Linked DNA regions of Homo sapiens: region 2 is linked to region 1. The links are chromatin loops, found by intact Hi-C in ENCODE. Cell type or tissue: CD4-positive, alpha-beta T cell. All regions are shown on one strand. Links, peaks and the distances in the headings refer to the core of each region. The heading gives the core; the rest is flanking DNA.

Region 1 (10,433 bases), core at 2,414-10,413:
TCGACCAGTTTTATGTTGTCGTCGTTTTGTTTTTTTTTTGAGATGGAGTCTCGCTCTGTCGCCCAGGCTGGAGTGCAGTGGCGTGATCTGGGCTCACTTCAGTCTCCGCCTCCTGGGTTCAAGTGATTCTCCTGCCTCAGCCTCCCAAGTAGCTGGGATTATAGGCGCGTGCCACTACACTTGGCTAATTTTTCGTATTTTTAGGAGAAACAGGGTTTCACCATGTTTCCCAGGCTGGTCTCAAAAACTTGACCTGAAGTGATCCACCAGCCTTGGCTTCCTGAGGTGCTGGGATTACAGGCATGAGCCACCGTGCCTGGCTGTTCAACCAGTTTTAGAAAAGATTTGGTAGGAAATTTCTTCATTGAGTCAACATGAATTTATTACCACTTCTGGGGAAAAAAATCACTACTTAGAATACATATCCTACAAATAATAGAGTAGTATTTTTGTATGTTAAGGACAAATACTTAAAAAATTTAGTTGTTGACTGAGCATGGTGGCTCACGCCTGTAATCCCAGCACTTTGGGAGGCAGAGGCAAGCAGATCCCAAGGTCACGAGTTTGAGACCAGCCCGGCCAATGAAACTCCGTCTCTACTAAAAATACAAAAATTAGCCAGACATGGTGGCGGGCATCTGTAGTCCCAGCTACTCCTGTTTGGGAGGCTGAGGCAGGCGAATCGATTGAACCTGGGAGGCGGAGGTTGCAGTGAGCTGAGATCATGCCACTGCACTCCAACCTGGGTGACAGTGAGACTCTGTCTCAAAAAAAAAAAAAAAGTTGGGTTGTTAATGGAAATTTAGGGGTTCAGTTCAGGATTTTATAAATCTGGCTGCATGTCAGATCACCCCAGAGATTCTGACTCAAAAGTCTAAAATAGGGTCCAATTCTCTTTTTAAAATAAATGCCCCAGGGTGATTTTTTTTTTTTTTTTTTTTTTTTTTGAGGCAGGGTCTCACTCTGTTTCCCAGGCTGAAATGTAGTGGCGCAGTCTTCGGCTCACTGCAGCCTCAACCTCCTGGGCTCAAGCAATCCTCCCACCTCAGCCTCCCAAGTAGCTGGGACCACAGGCATGCCTCACCATGCCCAGCTAATTTTAAAAATTTTTTGTAGAGACAGGGCCTCGCCTTTTTGCCCAGGCTCCTCTCGAGCACCTAGGCTCTAGCAGTCTTCCCACCTTGACCTCCCAAAGTGCTGGGATTACAGGCATGAGCCACCGTGCCCAGCCCCAGGGTAATTTTGTCACAGCTGGGCAAGTGTTAAGAAATGCCTTTCTTAATTTACTGTTAAAAATCTAAACATAGCACTGGGCAAAATAAAGTTGTAGGTATTTTCATAGTTACAAGGCTAAGCATGCATTTCAAGATCGTAAATGTCCATTCAAATCAAATTCTGTTTTGTTTCAAAAAGTTATGAAACAAAAAAGGGTAATCTTACTTTGTCCTTTTCATGTGATGAATTTGGAAGGGCCCTTTAAATTTATTATAATGGGATTTTATATGAAATTTGTTGCACCTTCATGAAATAATATTAAGTATAGAGACAAAGCTTCTAGAGAGAGGTTGTGTTTATTTTGCTTCCTTTTGATGTCACTTTTTACTCTGCTAGGCACCCTGTGAGCAGTTAGTAAATCTTCAGTAGTGATGGCCATGGACAAGCTTGAGATCCAGTTAATGGAGATTAACTAGGAGATTCCTATCTGGGAATGGCAAGACTGCAGTTGTGGGCACTGCCAGTCTCTTCCTTATTTATTCTGCTTGCAGATAGGCTCCTAATTAGAAGCTTCACTCCATTAAAGCAACACTTGTTATCATAAGTGTTTGCATCCATTGTGAATGCTCTCTTTTAAAACTTTGCATAATACAGTTGCTTGTTTTTTCCTGTGCTTTTTGTTCAATCAATACATGCTAGTAAGTGCTTATTTTTTTAAAGAATTTAATTTACATACAATGCTTTTTGACTAGTATGAAGTGCTCCTTTGTGTACAAGATCATGATGATCCAGCCATTGATGTATGTAAGAAGCTTCTTGGAAAATATCCAAATGTTGATGCTAGATTGTTTATAGGTAAGTAACAAATTCTGTAGTAACCATTTTCCATTGATAGTATTAAGTATCAGTAATCTCTGCATTGAACTGAAGATTAAGGTGTTAGCCATGTTTGTTTTAAACATGTTTGTTGGAGTACTGAGAGGTGTTTACGTCCTTTTGAGAAAAGTTATAAAAACAAAGGTTTTTTTTTTTCATATCTGAGATGAACAAAATCACACACAAAATAATATTTTTCCCATTAATCAGACATGAGGGTCTGTTATTTTTTGTTTCTTCAATATTTTAAATGTGTGGCCTTTTCTGTATCTTACTGACTATAATTGGAGTGAATGATAGAATTCACTTTTATTACATTACAAGAAGGGTATTTTTCCAAAAGCCTACAGGCTTATTTGAAAGACTTGTAGAGGTGTGTTTGCCATTAGTGTTTTTTTTTTTTTAACATAGAGCTGATGTGGTCTCTCTAAAAAACCAGTAAGTCGTATAAAATGATATCAGATCTTTGCTATTTGAAGATCGGGCAATGATTTAAATTTTTTATTAGCTTAAAATGCAAATTTGAAAATTAATATAAGTGTAGCATGCCTACGAATTAATCAGGACCATTACAAATCTATCAGCTCATGGTCAGAGATGCTCATTCTTCACATGTGCTATCTTAAATTATTTACTGTCATATATTTATGGGGTTTTTTTGGTTTTTTTTTTCTTTGATACGAATTTTTTGCTCTTATCACCCGGGCTGGAGTGCAATGGCACAATTTCAGCTCAGTGCAACCCCTTCCACCTGGGTTCAAGCAATTCTCCTGCTTCAGCCTCCTGAGCAGCTGGGATCACAGGCGTGCATCACCACGCCCAGCTAATTTTTTTGTATTTTTAGCAGAGACAGGGTTTCACCACGTCAGGCTGGTCTCGAACTGCTGACCTCAGGTGATCCACCTGCCTCGGCCTCCCAAAGTGCTGGGATTATAGCCTCCCCAGTAGCTGGGATTACAGTCAGGCACCACCACGCTCAGCTAATTTTTTTGTATTTTTAATAGAGATGGGGTTTCGCCATGTCATACTGGTCTCGAAGTCCTGACCTCAGGTGATCCACCCCCCTCGACCTCCCAAAGTGCTGGGATTACAGGCGTGAGCCCATGGTGCCTGGCCATGTGTGTTTACATTTAATAAACCTTTATTAAATATAATCTTACTGTATTTATGAATTTATACTGTTTTAATTATAGCTTCAAAATAACGCCTGTAGCTTTTTCCCTTAGGATTATTTTTTAAATTGACAAATAAAATTTGTATATATTTTTGGTGTACAGCACGATGTTTTGAAATATATATATATGTACACATTGTGGAATAGCTAAATTAAGTTAATTAACATATGCATTACCACACATATTTATTCATGGTGGGAAATCTCTCTTAGCAGTTTTCAAGTAAACAACATGTTGTTATATACTTTCTCATGTACTTATACTTTATTTGTGGTGAGAAATCTACTCTTAGTCATTTTCAAGTATACCATACATTGTTGTTACCTATAGTTGCCATGTTGTACAATTGCCATTAAATATTGACTCATACTTAACTACTAAGGCAAGGACTTAAGAATTAGAAAAAGTGAAACAGTGAATTTTCAAAGATAAATGATACAGTTTTCCTTTTGAGAATGGACAGTTTTTTCCTAAATATATTATTATGAATAATAGAGAATGTTAAATAATATGAAAGTATGTTTAATTATTAAATATGCAAGTATTCTCATTTCTATCATGTATCTTTATACTATAAAATATTTTTAATGTTGCATAAATCTTTTACTACTGTACCTTTACATTTTTAGGTGGCAAAAAAGTTGGCATTAATCCTAAAATTAATAATTTAATGCCAGGATATGAAGTTGCAAAGTATGATCTTATATGGATTTGTGATAGTGGAATAAGAGGTGAGGTTTTTTTCTTATTTATTTTATAAAACTATTAATTTGAAGATAAAATGCTAAAAGCAATCTCAGATACATTCATGAGTTCTTTTTATTTGCCTAAAAGAGTAATTTATTTCATCATCATTTCATGGTAATATGTCCAGTTATGCTTACTAAGATTTTGATTTTTTTAATCCTAAACTAGAATGTTACATGTATTAAAATGTTTTCATTTTGAAGAGAAAATTTCAACCATTAAATTAAAAATGGTTGTGGTTCATTATATAATCTGCAAGCTTTCCCATGGGTGTAACTTTTCCCTTGTTTGCCTGACACTTATCTTTAATGTGTTTCGGCTTGCGTAATACACCGTCTCACAAAGGGACAGAAATTAATAGGTGCATATTTTACTAAAACACATACACTTATCGGACTATACACATGACTTTTTACTTAAATGATTTTAGCAAGAAGCCTTTCATATACTGAAATTATAACTTGCATTTTCGAACACTCATAATAGTTTCAGTGTTCTATAATATTTTCTTATATTCTAATTGCCTTAAGCTTCTCAACCCCAATACTGTTCACATTTTAGGCTTTGTTGTGGGAGCTGTCTTGTAGGATGTTTAGCAGCATGCCTGGTCTCTACCATGAGATGCCAGTAGTACCCCCTTCTCAGTAGTAAAAGCAAAAATATCTTCAGATGTTGCCGGATGTCCCCTGTGGGGCAGAATTGCCCCCAGTTGAGAAGCACTGACCTAGAATGAGTATTTAAGGTCCAAATACAACTTTTCTTTATACGGTAGATTTAGTTCTTAAAGACTTGGAGGAAATGAAAAATAAGGTCATGTAAAAATGATATGAGATGTTTGCTAAAGATTGGGCAATAATTTAAATTTTTTATTAGCTTAAAATGCAAATTAGAAAATGAACATAAATGTTGCACTCCTATGAGTTAATCAAGACCATTACAGATCTATCAGCTGGTCAGAGATGATGTTCATTCTTCATATTTGCTATCTTAAATTATTTACTATCATATGTTTTTCAGTGTACAGATCTCTGTTCAATATAATCACGTTCCATTCCTGTGTGGAAATCTGATACTCACAGAGAAAATAGTCTCATTTCCTATGGTTGGAGAGTAGAGAAGCCAGCACGAGAACTGAGGTCCTTTAGCCTCTGCTCCTGAGCCTTTTCCACTAGGACAGATTGTCCTTATTCCAAATTAGAAGTTCCAACAGGGGGTAACTTTTTCAAAGTATATTCTGCCTCTGGTACATAGTAGGTATATACTGGGCTAAAAAATGTATAAATTAGCTTTCGAGAATTAGGCCCTTTTGAAATTTTGTATTCTCCTCAGAAAGGTGGTTGAGATTCATTTTATTAGATCCATATGTTTAAAATAATGTATTTTATTAAGAATGTAATAACAATTCACAAAATATATTTTATATTAATGGGCATTCTACTAAAAACAAATTTTCTTTTCTCCCCCTCTCTGCCTTTTTTTTAAATTGTAGTAATTCCAGATACGCTTACTGACATGGTGAATCAAATGACAGAAAAAGTAGGCTTGGTTCACGGGCTGCCTTACGTAGCAGACAGACAGGGCTTTGCTGCCACCTTAGAGCAGGTGAGTATGGTGGTTATAAATCATGTTCATAGTATCAGACCCCTCATTTCCCAGAAGCTTGAGACTATGGGAGCTGGAATTAGGTATCTCAAGTTAACTGTATTAAGTCCATTTGGGAACCTGCTGTGTTCTAGAAGCCCTGAGTTGAGAGCAGCTGTTTTCATTAGTGAGGAAATTCTTGGGACCCTGACTGTACCCTGGCAGTGAACAGCTGTGCGCAGGAAATGCCTGCGGTCTTATTGCCAGCTGAACACAGTCTAACCTCTTGCCTTGTAGTATTCACTTCCTGTTCTAGAGTTCAGTTCTTTATATTGTTCTTTCAAACATTCGATCTGAAAAGAACCGCTGGCCCCCTCCCCCCAGCCTTTTTTTTTTTTTTTTTTTTTTTTTTTTTGCGACAGAGCCTTGCTCTGTTGCCCAGGCTGGAGTGCAGTGGCACGATCTCGGCTCACTGCAACCTCCACTTCCCAGGTTCAAACGATTCTTCTGCCTCAGCCTCCCAAGTAGCTGGGATTTCAGGTGTGCTACCACACCTGGCTAACTTTTGTATTTTTAGTAGAAATGGGGTTTCACCGTGTTGGCCAGGCCGGCCTCAAACTCCTGACCTCAAGTGATCTGCCTGCCTCAGCCTCCCAAAGTGCTGGGATTACGGGCATGAGCCACTGCGCCCAGCCCTCAAAAGAACCTTTTTAAAATACCACAAAGTATTTCAAATATACACAAAAGAAAATGTATTCATACAAGTCCTTATAAAACCTATTTGATGTCCTTTTAAAACATATTTCTAATAATTACCTGAGAAACTTATGTTTTCATTTTATTTTTTCTCCAACTTAGAAATAGTAACATCCATAGGAAACTATAAATAATGGAAAAGTATAAGATGCAAAAAAACAAAAACCAACAACCTAGAACCCTAACAATTACAGGAAGTTTATGGGGTTTTTTTGTTTTTTTTGTTTTGTTTTTTTTTTAGATGGAGTCTCGCTCTGTCGCCCAGGCTGGAGTGCAGTGGCGCGATCTCGGCTCACTGCAAGCTCCGCCTCCCGGGTTCACGCCATTCTCCTGCCTCAGCCTCCTGAGTAGCTGGGACTACAGGTGCCCGCCACCATGCCTGGCTAATTTTTTGTATTTTTGATAGAGACAGGTTTTCACCGTGTTAGCCAGGATGGTCTCGATCTCCTGACCTCGTGATCCACCCTCCTCTGCCTCCCAAAGTGCTGGGATTACAGGCGTGAGCCACCACGCCCGGCAGGAAGTTTCTGGTTTTAAAAATAAACATTGTATCATTTGGACACTTTGGAGTCTTTATTTCCCCCACCACCCCCTTCTGGGCCCTTTAGAAAACATTGTTGAGATAGTATTCTAAAAATAATCTGTATCTTATTTTTGTGACTTTGTAAGCTTTTCCCATATCATTAATAGCTTTTCATAAAAGTAATTTTTATTGGCTGTATCATAGGCCATCGTATGTGTGTCCTATGCTTGAGTTAATCATTCCTGTACTGTTAAACATTTGGGAGGAAAAATTTGTTGTAATGTTATAAGGACAGATATGTGATTTCAGTCTTTAAATATGTCAACTTGCTCTTAAGCATATCTGCATTTATATTCTTTTGAATTGCAGTCTTATGATTGCCACATATCTGAAGGGGTAAAGGTACATTGTGGGAACTTGCATCTGGCCTTTGGCAGTTTGAACCATGAGCTCTTTCTTAATATTGGCTGTAAATATATTTGTCCTACTGCAAGAAATTGTTAGTCTTAAATACCAGAATTTTTGTTTAGAAAAAGAAACTGAGTAGCCACTTTAAAATAAAATACAATGTGTTCTAGTATACCAAATTGTATTTTTGTCTTAGAAATATCCAAATTGATACAGATGTCAATAACATCTCTGTGATGTGTATGTCAATAAACATCTCCCAGAATACACCCATTGCCTTAGTGTAGGTTTAATCTCTGGAAGTCACTCTGCCATACTTAGAATTAATCATTCTCAACTGTAAAGAGCACATTCAGCTCAGTGACTAACATCTCATTCCTAAGACCTCAATAACTACTAAGGAATTAAGATATGTGCCTCTGTTCTTAGAAGTCAGGTTCAGTTCAGTCCCACAAACACTAGGGCTTCACTGGAGTCTGGGTTCAGGGTAGGTAGCAAGAATCATAATCATAATTGCCCCTTAGAATTCTCTTGCTCTGCACTGTGTGTGTAACTCCTAAGAAAGATGACTACTCTTTATTTCAGGCTAATTAGAAAAGGCAACATATCTGAGGTGTAAATAATAAATAGGATTTTATGTCTACTAAGTAGGGTAATAACAGTCCTTTTCTACCATTGATTTATCAGCGTATATATCTTATGACTTCAGAGTATATGCAGAGAAATGGCAGTAGCGGATGAGAGAATTTTAGTATCCCCGTTATGAAAAATACATTGAAAAAAATGGAGAAATTGGGAAGAATCTTAGTGACTAAGGGAGAGGGAGCAGCTAGCTACAAAAGGATGCAAGAAAAGGAATTAAGAAATAGGATTGTGTCCCCTCCCCACCCCCCACCCCCCAAAAAAATAGGATTGTCCCGAAGGTTGATATACCTATGGGTGGTGTGTGTATGCATGCATGTATATATACACACATATACGTAACATACAAATATGTATATTGATCCCAGTAAAGTAGATGTGTGTGTATATTTACATGAACACCCTAAAAACAAGATACATTGAATATTTGTTAATATTTTATATATCAATGAGTGATATTTTTACCTTATTTTGTATCTAAATTAAGTTTTATTTGGATGCATTTTTAGCTTACTAACTGTGCTTGCTCTATGAAAGCAATATTGTCTACCACTTTTTATTCAGGTAGTCTACGTAAGAATAATAAGATATTCACTCAATCATACTTATAAAAAAACCATTGGGAAAAACAGTTCGTGAACACCATGCTTTTAACATGAAATTCTAATCATACACGTTTGTGGTTTTTTGGGCAGGTATATTTTGGAACTTCACATCCAAGATACTATATCTCTGCCAATGTAACTGGTTTCAAATGTGTGACAGGAATGTCTTGTTTAATGAGAAAAGATGTGTTGGATCAAGCAGGAGGACTTATAGCTTTTGCTCAGTACATTGCCGAAGATTACTTTATGGCCAAAGCGATAGCTGACCGGTAAGACAACTAAATGAAGCCATAGTATTTTTATTACCTAACTTCTGTTGGTTTATTCTTTTTGTTCAACCTATAGATTAGGGCTTTTTAATTTAATTTTATTTTTTTTGCTAGTAAGTACAGAATAGGTCAATAATTTTATTATTTTGTTTGTTTTTGAGACAGAGTCTTGCTCTGTCACCTAGGCTGGAGTGCAGTGGCGCGATCTTGGCTCACTGTAGCCTCTGCCTCCCGGGTTCAGGTGATTCTCATGCCTCAGCCACCAGAGCACCTGGGACTACAGGCATGTACCACCATGCACACTAATTTTTGTATTTTTAGTAGAGATGGGGTTTCTTCATGTTGGCCAGGCTGGTCTTGAACTCCTGAACTCAAGTGATCTGCCCACCTCGGCCTCCTAAAGTGCTGGGATTACAGGTATGAGCCACCACACCCAGCAGATCAATAATTTTATAGAGTAATTCATATTCTAATTATAGAATTGTAGATATGTACTAATGAAGAAGGTAAATGTTCTGATTCCTCTACATTTTTCAAATTAATGTGTTTTAAAGCGATTAAAAGTAAGTTTCTCTGTGTTTAGAATTTTTACTATATAGATACAAATTTCTGTGTTTTAGAAGAATTAAAACTATCAGTGCAGTCATAAACTAGTAGGTGAAAATTTAAAGACTATCATTTCAAAATTTGAAATTTGTCAGTGAATTATATGATACTTTGCTAAGAAGCCACTGAAAGATTCATATGACTGACTTAGCATTTCTCTATCACAAAATACTTGTTTTGTTTTGGTTTTTTTTTTTTTTTTTGAGACAGTCTCGCCCTGACATCCAGGCTGGAGTGCAGTGGCGCAATCTCGGCTCACTGCAGTCTCCGCCTCCTGGGTTCAAACGATTCTCCTGCCTCAGCCTCCCAAGTAGCTGGGATTATAGGCACCCGCCGCCACACTCAGCTACTTTTTTTTGTATGTTAGTAGAGGCGGGGTTTCACCATGTTGGCCAGGCTAGTCTTGAACTCCTGACCTCGTGATCCGCCCGCCTCAGCCTCCCAAAGTGCTGGGATTACAGGCATGAGCCACTGCATCCAGCCTAAAATACTTGTTTTTAAAGGAGATCACTGCCTTGTGTGAGAATTCTTTTAAATTTTTTAAAAACTGAAGTGTGTTTTAAATACAAATTCTGTCATGATTGTGTTCATGTGGTTCATGGTTTCCTAGTGTCTCCCATGAGATCCATAATGCCACTTTCTGTTTACATGTCTTGTTGTTTGGTTAGTAGTCATCAGAGACTAATCTATTAAATATGGAGCCCTCTCCATTTTTTTTCAAAATGACTGCATTTTAAGTTTCTTAAATTGTAAAGTAAGGTGGGTACAGTTTCTTCTAGTTCTTAGATGGTGCTGTCACGGGCCAGCATAATTGCTAAAACATCCATACGTATGGTAGACCTTAAGTCATGTGCTAATCATGAAAGCTGGGCTCACCCTGAATACCGGCAGTTGCCTGGTCTTTATAATGATTACTGAATGCATAACCAGTTACGCTTGCATGTGTTCATCATCATAACTTATTTTCTAATTATCTTAATTTTCAGAGGTTGGAGGTTTGCAATGTCCACTCAAGTTGCAATGCAAAACT
Region 2 (10,433 bases), core at 1,352-9,351, 50 kb after region 1:
TATTTATATGTACAGTGTATATAATATAATAAATAATGTATAGATAAAGCTTTTCTAGACTTTTCTTTCAGTCTTATTGATATAGCTCTTCTAGTTATATCTATTTTCAGAATACTAATGTATATCCATAAACATACTACATTATATTATCATACATAATTTTTTTTTGAGATGGAGATTTTCGCTTTTGTTGCCTAGGCTGGAGTGCAATGGTGCGATCTTGGCTCACTGCAACCTCTGCCTCCTGGGTTCAAGCAATTCTCCTGCTTCAGCCTCTCAAGTAGCTGGGATTATAGGAATGCACCACCACGCCCGACTAATTTTGTATTCTTTTTGTAGAGATGGGGTTTCTCCATGTTGGTCAGGCTGGTCTCAAACCTCTGACCTCAGTTGGTCTACCCACCTCAGCCTCCCAAAGTGCTGAGATTACAGGCATGAGCCACCGCGCCCAGCCTCTCATACATAATACATATAAAAATTTACTTTTATACTACTGGTAACTCAAAAGTTGTATGAGTAATATAAAAGTGACCATTTTTCAGCCTGGGCGAAATGGTGAAACCCCCTCTTTACTAAAAATACAAAAATTAGCCGGGCATGGTGGCATGCACCTGTAGTCCCAAGCTACTCAGGAGGCTGAGGCGGGAGGATTGCTTGAGCCCAGGACTTCAAGGCTGCAGGGAGCCATGATCGCGCCACTGCATTCCAACCTGGGTGACAAAGTGAGACCATATATATATACATATTACATATATATATATTTAAATTTTTTTAAAAAGCCTATTTCCCTTTCCTCCTACTGAGACCCCTATGTACAAGGCCTAGTCTTAACGCTGACTTGTCAAAGCACAATGGCTATGCCGCAAATAAGAAAACTGAGACTACCTCTCTTCCTTCAAGGTTAGGCTGCCTAGCAGGGCCCAGGAACCCATGGTGAGTTACAAATTTGTCCGAAGTTATCAAATCTTTATTTTAATGTAAGAAAGGGGGGAAAGTCTTATGTAAATATTATCTCAACAGGTGGCCCTAAAGTTTATCTTTGGGAAGGAGCATTCTTGGTTCTACCAAAAAATACTTTCATAATTCTTCTAGACATATAAGGTTGATTCTCAAGTTGTAAAGCCTGGTTGTGAAGTGTAGAAAGAGAGAAAACAGAAATGAGACAGGAAGAGAGAAAAGGTAGAGAGCAGTGATACAGTAAAATTCCCAATGATGAAACAGCTAAAAGAACTTTTAAGAGGAATCTAGGCTGGGCACAGTGGCTCATGCCTGTAATCCCAGCACTTTGGGAGGCCGAGGTGGGCAGATCACGAGGTCAGGAAATCGAGATCATCCTGGCTAACAGGTGAAACCCCATCTCTACTAAAAATACAAAAATCACCTGGGTGTGGTGGTGCGAGCCTGTAATCCCAGCTACTCAGGAGGCTGAGGCAGGAGAATCGCTTGAACCCGGGAGGCGGAGGTTGCAGTGAGCCGAGATCGCGCCACTGCACTCCAGCCTGCGCAACAGAGTGAGACTCCCTCTCAAAAAAAAAAAAAAAAAAAAAAAAGGAATCTAATATTTAAGCTGAATTCTTAGGGCTTGTATTGTATGGATGTAAATTCCTTCATCTCTCCAAGTTTTCAGCATCATCTCCTCAAATGAAGGCCATGTTGGCTGGGGCAGGTGGGGGCCGTTGAGGAGAATGGGGAAGTAGCTGTGTTCTGTATCTAGGTCCATGGACTGTTGTGCGATGGGTCATGATCTAAACTTACTAGCAGAAACACAATCTTAGAGCAGAAGCAACTGTGAGAAGTTAAGTCCCCCAGACATTTGCAAAAATTTGGAGAGCATTGATTTCTGCAAGTTATAGAATGGGGACTTTATTTTTTATTTCTTTATTTTTTTGAGGCAGAGTCTCACTCTGTCACCCAGGCTGGAGTGCAGCGGCATGATCTCGGCTCACTGCAACCTCCGCCTCCTGGGTTCAAGCAATTCTCCTGCCTCAGCCTCCCGGGTAGCTGGAATTACAGGCGTGCACCACCACACCTGGCTAATCCTTTTGTATTTTTAGTAGAGATGGGGTTTCACCATGTTGGCCAGGCTGGTCTCTAACTCCTGACCTCGAGTGAACCACCTGCCTCGGCCTCCCAAAGTGTTGGGATTACAGGCGTGAGCCACTGCGCCCGGCCAAGGGGACTTTAAATTATACTAAATCTAGTGAGCAGGGTGATCTCAGCTAACACCTTGCAGTTATCTAAAATGTCACTAAATCTGTGTTTGTCTTTCCAAGGAGCTGGCTTCCTTCATATCTTTGAGGAAATGTCTCTCCATATTGTTCAATTCACCTTCCAGAAACTGGTGGGAAGAGACAGAAACTCAGTTTCAAAGCCTCTGCCAGTTCTTCCAATGGTCCTTTTTTAAGCCAAGCAAATTAGATATGATTAAGGCTTTTGTAATCTGTAAAATGTGTTTAATCACAATAGCTTTTTCACAGGATTGTGGTGAAGATTAAACAATTAATATGTATACAGTGCTTTAGGAGTGCCTGGCACAAAAGTAAATTCTATATGCCTTGCCACACAGTAATCTCACCTGGAGAAGCTCTGAAACTACTGATGCCGGGGATCGGGTTGACGGGGGCCCTGACCAATTAAGTCATAAACTCTGGAGTGGGGCTGACATGTCAGCATTTTTCAAAGCCTCCTAGATAATTCTAATGTGCAGTCAGCATTAACAACCACTGCTTTACGGGCTATTATTTTACCAAAATGATACACTAAATGTTGATTTCTTAGGAACAAAACTCTTCACGCAAGTTGTTTGTTAAGAGATTCGATATTCCCGCATTCATCCCCTTAGGGGACCGGAGGTGGCAGGTGCAATTTGCATTTAGATTTTCCGTAAGGAATGTTAATTGCTTAAGCTGTCATAAAAGAGTGGACATTTTATGTTTTCCTGGTGGAAGCGAGAGAAGAGTGAGCACAGTGTGGCTGAACTCTGATCTGTATGTCTCTTTGGGAGGTTCTCCAAACCCAGCAAAGCAAGAGATCCTGCTTACTTGCTGGACTTGTGTGCTGCTAGAAATGCAAGACTGAGTCAGCTAAGAGCAGTGCCAAAAAGTCACCAAGCCACCGCATGTAGCCTGAGATCACGAGGAAACAAAAAGTCTTTCTAAGGTCAAAAAGTTCTGCCTATATTTCCAGATCTTCTTCTTGGTTTCTAAGCAGCCAGCCACCTGCTCTCAGCTTTCACCTAGGACTCAACAATTTCAGGAAGGAAAAAGATTATTCTAGGTCAGAAGGATTCTGGGAAATGTTAAATAACCTTGCCTGTGGAGAGTACCTTTTTTTTGGCCTCTTTCTGACCTTGGCAGACATGTCCATCTTCTGGGAGCCATAGAAGACAGCCCTTCATCTTTTCCTAGTTGGTGCCTTCTTCTAGACCTAAATTCCTGATCTCATGCTGAAACCCAGATTAACAACTTTTTGGGGGGGAGGGGAGTTGTTTGAGATTAGAGCGGTAAAAATTAGCCTGGTCGGGGAGGGGGGATCGGTTTCTAGATTCATTCATTTATGTGTCCATAGTGCCTGCCTGGTGCCAATCTGTAAAGGGCCTATGGAAATATAAGTTATTGAGGTAGAAATATACAGAACATCTCAGGTAGGGGCCAGGGACGGTGGCTCATGCCTGTAATCCCAGTACTTTGGTAGGCTGAGGTAGGAGGACCACTTGAGCCCAAGAACTCAAGACCAGTCTAGACAACATACTGAGACCCTCTCTCTACAAAAAAAAAAAAAAAAAAAATTTAAAAATTAGCCCAGTGTGGTGGCATGCACCTGTAGTCCTAGCTCCTTGGGAGGCTGAGGCAGGAGGACCGCTTGTGGCCAGGAGTTCAAGGCTGCAGTGAGCTATGATTGAGCCACTGTACTCCAGCCTGGGCAACAGAATAAGACCAAAAAAACAAAAACAAAGAAAATCCCCAGAACATCTTGTCTTTATAGATATGTATGAAGGCTACCCTTCAAGGACAAGGGCAAGTTGCACATGCAGTGGTTTGATTAAGGAGTTTAAAGGCAGAACCTGTCTGCTCAATATGGACAAGAATATCCTTGTTTACAGTGCCTATCACAGACCACTGGGCTCCATGTGGAATTCGAGCAAATGCTAGGAAACCACACACTATGCAGACTAAGCATTACACATAAAAGTAGAGTTAGCGCAGGAAGCATGGAAGGAAAAAGTAAGAAGTCTCACTGTGGTCCAGGACAGGTTGAGGACCCTCTCTCCTAGAGAGTGAACGTCCCAGGGCACTGGGGTAAGAGTGAGCCCAGGCTGGCCCAGCTGGCTGTGTGGGAAGGGCAGAAGCTGCCCTGGCCTTTGGCGTCAGCCACGTGCACTTTGTCAGACTGCCATCTGCTGAGCACTTGTTAGCAATTCCCTCTGCTTTTATGTCACACACCTGGAGTCCCCTCACTGTTAGAGATCTTCTGAGCCCCAAAGTGAGGCCCTTATTAGGAAGCAAAAGCGATAGAAACAAGAAGCCCTGGAGCCTGTGACTGAGGACACTACTCTTTTTTTTTTTTTTTTTTTTTTAATGAGACAGAATCTCACTCTGTCACCCAGGCTGGAGTGCGGGGTCGTTATCTAGGCTAACTGCAACCTCCATCTCTCGGGTTCAAGCGATTCTTGTGCCTCAGCCTCCCAAGTAGCTGGGATTACAGGCACACGCCACCACACCTGGCTAATTTTTGTATTTTGAGTAGAGACAGGGTTGCACCATGTTGGCCAGGCTGGTCTCGAACTCCCGACCTCAAGTGATCTCCACCCACCTAGGCCTCCCAAAGTGCTGGGATTACAGGCATGAGCCACTGTGCCCGGCCGACACTACTCTTTTCTTCTCTGAACCTCATTCCTGTATTTTATAAAGGAGCAGAAGGCTCTAGATTTTCTTTCCTCCCATCTACGCACATTTACAGCACCCTCTACCTCCCCCATCATAGCAACTATATAGTGACTGCTTCGTGTGTCTGCCTGACCAGATTGTGAGCTCAACATGAAAGGGGTTGTGTCTGTCTTGTTCATCCTGTGTCCTCAATGGTATGTACACAGATACTCAAAAAAGTATCTGTTGAATGAGAGAGGAAAGGAGAAAGGAAGGAAGTGAGGGAGGGAGGAAGGAAGGAATGGAGAGAAGGAGGGTAAGATATCCCAGCAGGTCACTACAGCCTATTTGTGAGAAAGCTGCTAGGAGCCTTGAAATTCCCTGCAAATGAGGAAGGGAGAAAGCTATTTCTCTCCCATCCCCACGAAGAGAAAATAAACGAGGCAAGCTGCAAATGGCGAAACAAGATGTGGTCTAGATTTCTAACAGAAGACTCTGTACACCTGATAAAGCAAAGCTACTTGTGGGGACCCAAATTTTGTGACATACCAGGCTGGTCCTGGAGGGTGGGTAATAGAACAGGGGGTAGAAGGGTTTTCTTCCAATGGTATCAGAGAGGTCTGAAGCTTTGCAAGAGCCGGAAAATGGAACTTTGTTAAAGCTTTGCAGTTTACACGCATTGTCTTATTGTCAAAAGAACTGCATAGAATAGAGAGGTCACGGGCCAGTCACGGTGGCTCACATCTGTAATCCCAGCAGTTTGGGAGGCCAAGGCAGGTGGATCAGCTGAGGTCAGGAGCTCGAGACCAGCCTGGCCAACATGGCGAGACCCCATTTCTACTAAAAATACCAAAAAAAGAAAATTAGCCAGGCATGGCGGTGTGTGCCTGTAATGCCCCCTAAGTGGGAGGCTGAGGCAGGAGAATTGCTTGAACCCGGAAGGCAGAGGTTGCAGTGAGCTGAGACTGTGCCACTACACTCCAGCCTGGGTGACATGGCGAGACTCCCTCTCAAAAAAAAAAAAAAAAAAGATCACCTGAGGACTGGGGAAGAACAGTGACATTAGCACAGGCTAGGAATAGACCTCATAGCCCCAGAATTCTTCCTCTACCTGGAGTAATTTGGAGGAGACTCTAATGTGTGCCCTTAACTCATGTGGCCTCAGAGAACAAGGTGAAGGGAAAGCTGGTGGACTTGAAAGCTCAGGGGGTCTGGGTCATGACAAAAAGCTCTGAGTGTAAACTGGGCTCTTGATTTTTCTAAAAAAAAAAAAAAATTGAATACTGAGAGATAGATATTTCTCATTAGATTATTTTTTACGGTAACCCTGACTTCATGCTCAAAGCATGGAATCACGGAATCACAGGCCTTGCCCACCAGCCCATCTCAACTTCTGTAGAGAGTCTCCCTAACCCCTGACTTTCTATAACTCCAACATCAATAGCAGCTGTCATTTTATTCAGCTTCTTTCTGCCCACAAAGCCAGGACTAGGGGGAGGCAAGTGATGCCTCCCTTGGGTGCAAAATTCGAAAGGTGCCAAAAACCTCAGTAATCATCATAAAGAACATTTCTAAAATTCAAAATTAATGCAATAAAAATCCATGGTGAATAAAATATCTTTTTTTTTTTTTTTTTTTGAGACGGAGTCTTACTCTGTCGCCCAGGCTGGAGTGCAGTGGCACAATCTTGGCTCACTGCAACCTCTGCCTCCTGGGTTGGAGCAATTCTCCTGCCTCAGCCTCTCAAGTAGCTGGGATTACAGGTGTGCACCACCACGCCCAGCTAATTTTTGTATTTTTAGTAGAGATGGGGTTTCGCCATGTTGGCCAGGCTGGTCTTGAACTCCTGACCTCAGGTGATCCAACCACCTCAGCCTCCCCGAGTGTTGGGATTACAGGTGTGAGCCACCACGCCTGGCCCAAAATTTTAAATAAAGACACAATCTAACTTTGCTCCAGCTCCACCTTGAGAGCCAGTCCCATCTCAGCTCTGACGAAACTCATTCTCATTTTAGGGCCTTTATCCTTGCTGTCCTCTCTGGAATATTCCTCTCAGTTCCCTACATACTTGGCTCCTCATTGTTTAGGTTTCTGTTCTAACATTATCCTCTCAGGAAAGCCTTCTCTTATCTGACTTCACTATCTAAAATTCCCCACTCCCCACCCTCCCTACCCCTGTACAGGTCCTCCCTATTCTACTAATGCTTTGTGGTTTCAGAGCACTTACAACTATAATAATATTCTGTTACTTGTTTATGTCTCTGCTGATATCTCTCCAGTGTTCAACACATAGTATGTGCTCAAAAAATATTACTTGCGCAAATGAAGGGAATGAGTGAAGCACCTATTAGAGATGGTGCTCAGGGCTTTACATGTATTATCTCATTTAATCCTCTCAATAATCCCCTGAGAGAGATTCAATCACCACAGTTTTAAAGTGAGTAATCTGAGGTTTAGAGAGGTTAAGAGACATCTTCAAGGTCACATAGCTAGTAAACGAGGGAAGGCTAAACTCATCCAGAATCCTGTTTCTTTCCGCCACCTCTCCTGTTGCCAGGCAGGTGCAAGCCTCATCAACTCCCTCTCGAATGACTGCAGTGGCCTCCTGGTCAGTGTCCTGGCCTGCATCCTTGGCCCCCAGCAGTCCTTCTGCAACACAACAACTGTTTAAATGTTTTATTTTATTTTATTTTATTTTATTTTATTTTATTTTATTTTTATTATTTTTAGACAGAGTTTCACTCTTATTGTCCAGGCTGCAGTGTAATGGCATGATCTCGGCTCACTGCAACCTCCGCCTCCTGGGTTCAAGCGATTGTCCTTCCTCAGCCTCCTGAGCCCCGCCTGTTTAAAGGTTTTCAATTGTAAGTCAGCGCACCTCTCCCCTCAGCTTAACTCTCTTCAGTGCTGGCTGGGTGTGGTGGCTCACGCCTGTAATCCCAGCACTTTGGGAGGCCGAGGTGGGTGTATCACTTGAGCTCAGGAGTTTGAGACCGGCCTGGCCAATATGGTGAAACTCCGTCTCTACTAAAAATACAAAAATTAGCTAGGCATGGTGGCAGGCACCTGTAATCCCAGCTACTCAGGAGGCTGAGGCAGGAGAATCACTTGAACCCGGGAGGTGGAGGTTGCAGTGAGCCAAGTTGCACCACTGCACTCCAGCCTGGGTGACAGAGCAAGACTCTGTCTCAAAAAAATAAAAAAAGAAATCTCTCCAGTGCTGTCCCTTGCTCTCAGACCATAAGCCAGAAAAACCTCCTGGTTACTATGTGATCCATTCCCCATGACCTGTCACTCGCTCACTCTGCTCAGCCACTCTGGCCTCCTTGCCATTCCTTGAACACACAGGGCATACTTCCACCTTGCTTGTCTCCCATTCTCAGACTGCTGTCCCTCAGGCAGCCACATGGCTCACTTGCTCACCTTCCAGCTTTTGTTGAAATGCTGTCATCTCTATAAATCCTGCCTTGAACTTAGCCAAGGACGGTGGCTCATACCTACAATCCCAGCACTTTGGAAGGCCAAGGCGGGAGGATTGCTTGAGGCCAGGAATTCAAGACCAGCCTGGGCAACATAGTTGGACCCAGTCTCTACAAATAATAATAATAATAATGATAATAATAATAAATACATACATACATAAAAATAGTTGGGCGCGGTGGCTTTAGCCCAGGAGTTTGAGACTGCAATGAGCCCTGATCGTGCCACTGCCCTCCAGCCTGGGTGACACAGTGAGACCCTGTCTCTAAAAATAAATAAATAAAATAAAAATAAAAACTAGAACCCAGCCTCGTACTACTGCTCCATCACACCAGCCTTTCCTCCTATATAGCATTTAGCTATCCCCTTCTAAGATATCTTGTCATTTGGCTTATTAATACTATTTGGTTTACTGACTGTCTTCCACCCACTCAAATGCAAGTTCCATTAGGGCAGAGATCCTATCTGTTTTGTTTGCTGGTGTGTCCTGCCACTACACAAATGCTCAATCAATATTTTCTGAGTGAATGAATAAGATAATCCTTGGAGCAAGGATTTGAAACCAGGTGAACATCCTTCAAATCTCATGCTCTTAACTAAATCAGGAAGCGTGTCTCTAAGGATGAGCGAGGCAGGGCTGTGTGGCTCAGAACTGCCTCTGGACCCCTATCTGTCCTGTCATCCCCAATCTTGAAGGCCCAGCACTGCACAGCTGGCCTTTTGCTTGAAGGCATCTAACTTCATTGCATTTACTTCCCAGGCCTCTGTCCTTTCACCCTTGGTTTTCTTATCTCTCTCGTCCAAGGGCAGATTTAACTCTTTTATCTCTAACGCTACCTCTGCCTCCTTCACAGAGCCATTGTTGTGAAAACAGTGAAGTCTCAACCCTTTCCTCTATAAAAGCCCTGCCAACTGCATGCCAAGGAGGCTGTGCTAGGATATGTGCAAGGAGGGGACCGTGCTTGCCAGGCAGCCTGAGGCTGGGGCTGATTCCTCCCCACCTGTCCTGCCTGTAGCCACGTAGAGTATAACTCAACTCATCTGTCTTCCACTTTCTTTACCCAACACCATTTGTGTGACTTTGAGGCTATGAACTGTCCAACTATCCAATCAGGTTTCATGAGAAAGCAGCAGCTCTGGAAAACAGATTCTACTTGTGCTTGGCATAATGCTCTCTTTGGCTTTGTATAAAAGGGGCTATGCGGCCAGCTGGAATGCAGTGGCTCAATCTTGGCTCACTGCGACCTTCACCTCCTGGATTCAAGCGATTCTCCTGCCTCAGCCTCCCAAGCAATTTTTGTATGTTTTGTACAGACGATCTTTCACCATGTCGGTCAGGCTGGTCTCGAACCTGAGACCTTAACCACTTGCCTCGGCCTCCCAAAGTGCTGGGTTTACAGGCGTGAGCCACCCACCACGTCCAGTGCCCCCAGTTCTTTCATCTTCTCCTTTCCCCTCTCTTCCCTTTCTTTTCTCATCCTCCCCCTCCTTTCCACTCCTCCCTAAGTCCATGGATTACTGGAATTGTGAAGCTGCTTTAGAGTTTTGGTAAAAAATGATGTTCACGCAATGCTTAAGGGTGTTACTATCTCAGTGGAAGGACTTGACATGTTTTAGAAATGAGCTCCAGAGACCTTGCACTGTTTTTTGTTTGTTTGTTTGTTTGCTTTTTGAGACAGAGTCTCGCTCTGTAGCCCAGGCTGGAGTGCAGTGGCGTAATCCCGACTCACTGCAACCTCTGCCTCCTGGGTTCAAGCGGTTCTCCTGCCTCAGCCTCCTGAGTAGCTAGGACTACAGGCGCCTGCCACCATGCCCGGATAATTTTTGTAGTTTTAGTAGAGATGGGGTTTCACCATGTTGGCCAGGCTGGTCTCGAACACGTGACCTCAAATGATCCACTCGCCTTGGCCTCCCAAAGTGCTAAGATTACAGGCATGAGCCACCGTGCCTCGCCTGAACTCAGTTTTGATATTGCTGAGAGAGTGTAAAATGTGTTTAATTTGATTTGTATAACCGAAGTCCCAGAGAGGTATTGATTGATTGTATCAATTTTTGTACTTTTTGTCAATTAATTAACTTGTTAATCTT

Evidence for each region. Hi-C counts contacts between places; a loop is a spot of excess contacts. Peaks named below come from ENCODE experiments on the same cell type or tissue, not always from the same donor. Only the 100,000 strongest peaks of a DNase experiment are listed, where the experiment ranks them.
Region 2: a loop joins it to region 1, with 4 times the contacts of the local background. A loop is called at or near these places in 5 of 110 quality-filtered maps.

What each region holds. Positions count from the first base shown.
Region 1 is chr9:111,920,882-111,931,314 of GRCh38, forward strand. It overlaps UGCG (UDP-glucose ceramide glucosyltransferase), which reads left to right. Exons shown (of 9, transcript NM_003358.3): 3 at 1,968-2,070; 4 at 3,896-3,997; 5 at 5,503-5,615; 6 at 8,619-8,797; 7 at 10,390-10,433. Among named protein-coding and RNA genes, the nearest start is that of MIR4668, 6.0 kb to the right of the region's middle. RefSeq lists a silencer at 5,757-5,916. In CD4-positive, alpha-beta T cell, for the core only: no CTCF peak of the experiment used is centred there; a DNase peak (open chromatin) is centred at 5,860.
Region 2 is chr9:111,971,520-111,981,952 of GRCh38, forward strand. No RefSeq gene overlaps it. Among named protein-coding and RNA genes, the nearest start is that of MIR4668, 45 kb to the left of the region's middle. RefSeq lists a silencer at 2,834-3,064. In CD4-positive, alpha-beta T cell, for the core only: no CTCF peak of the experiment used is centred there; a DNase peak (open chromatin) is centred at 4,382.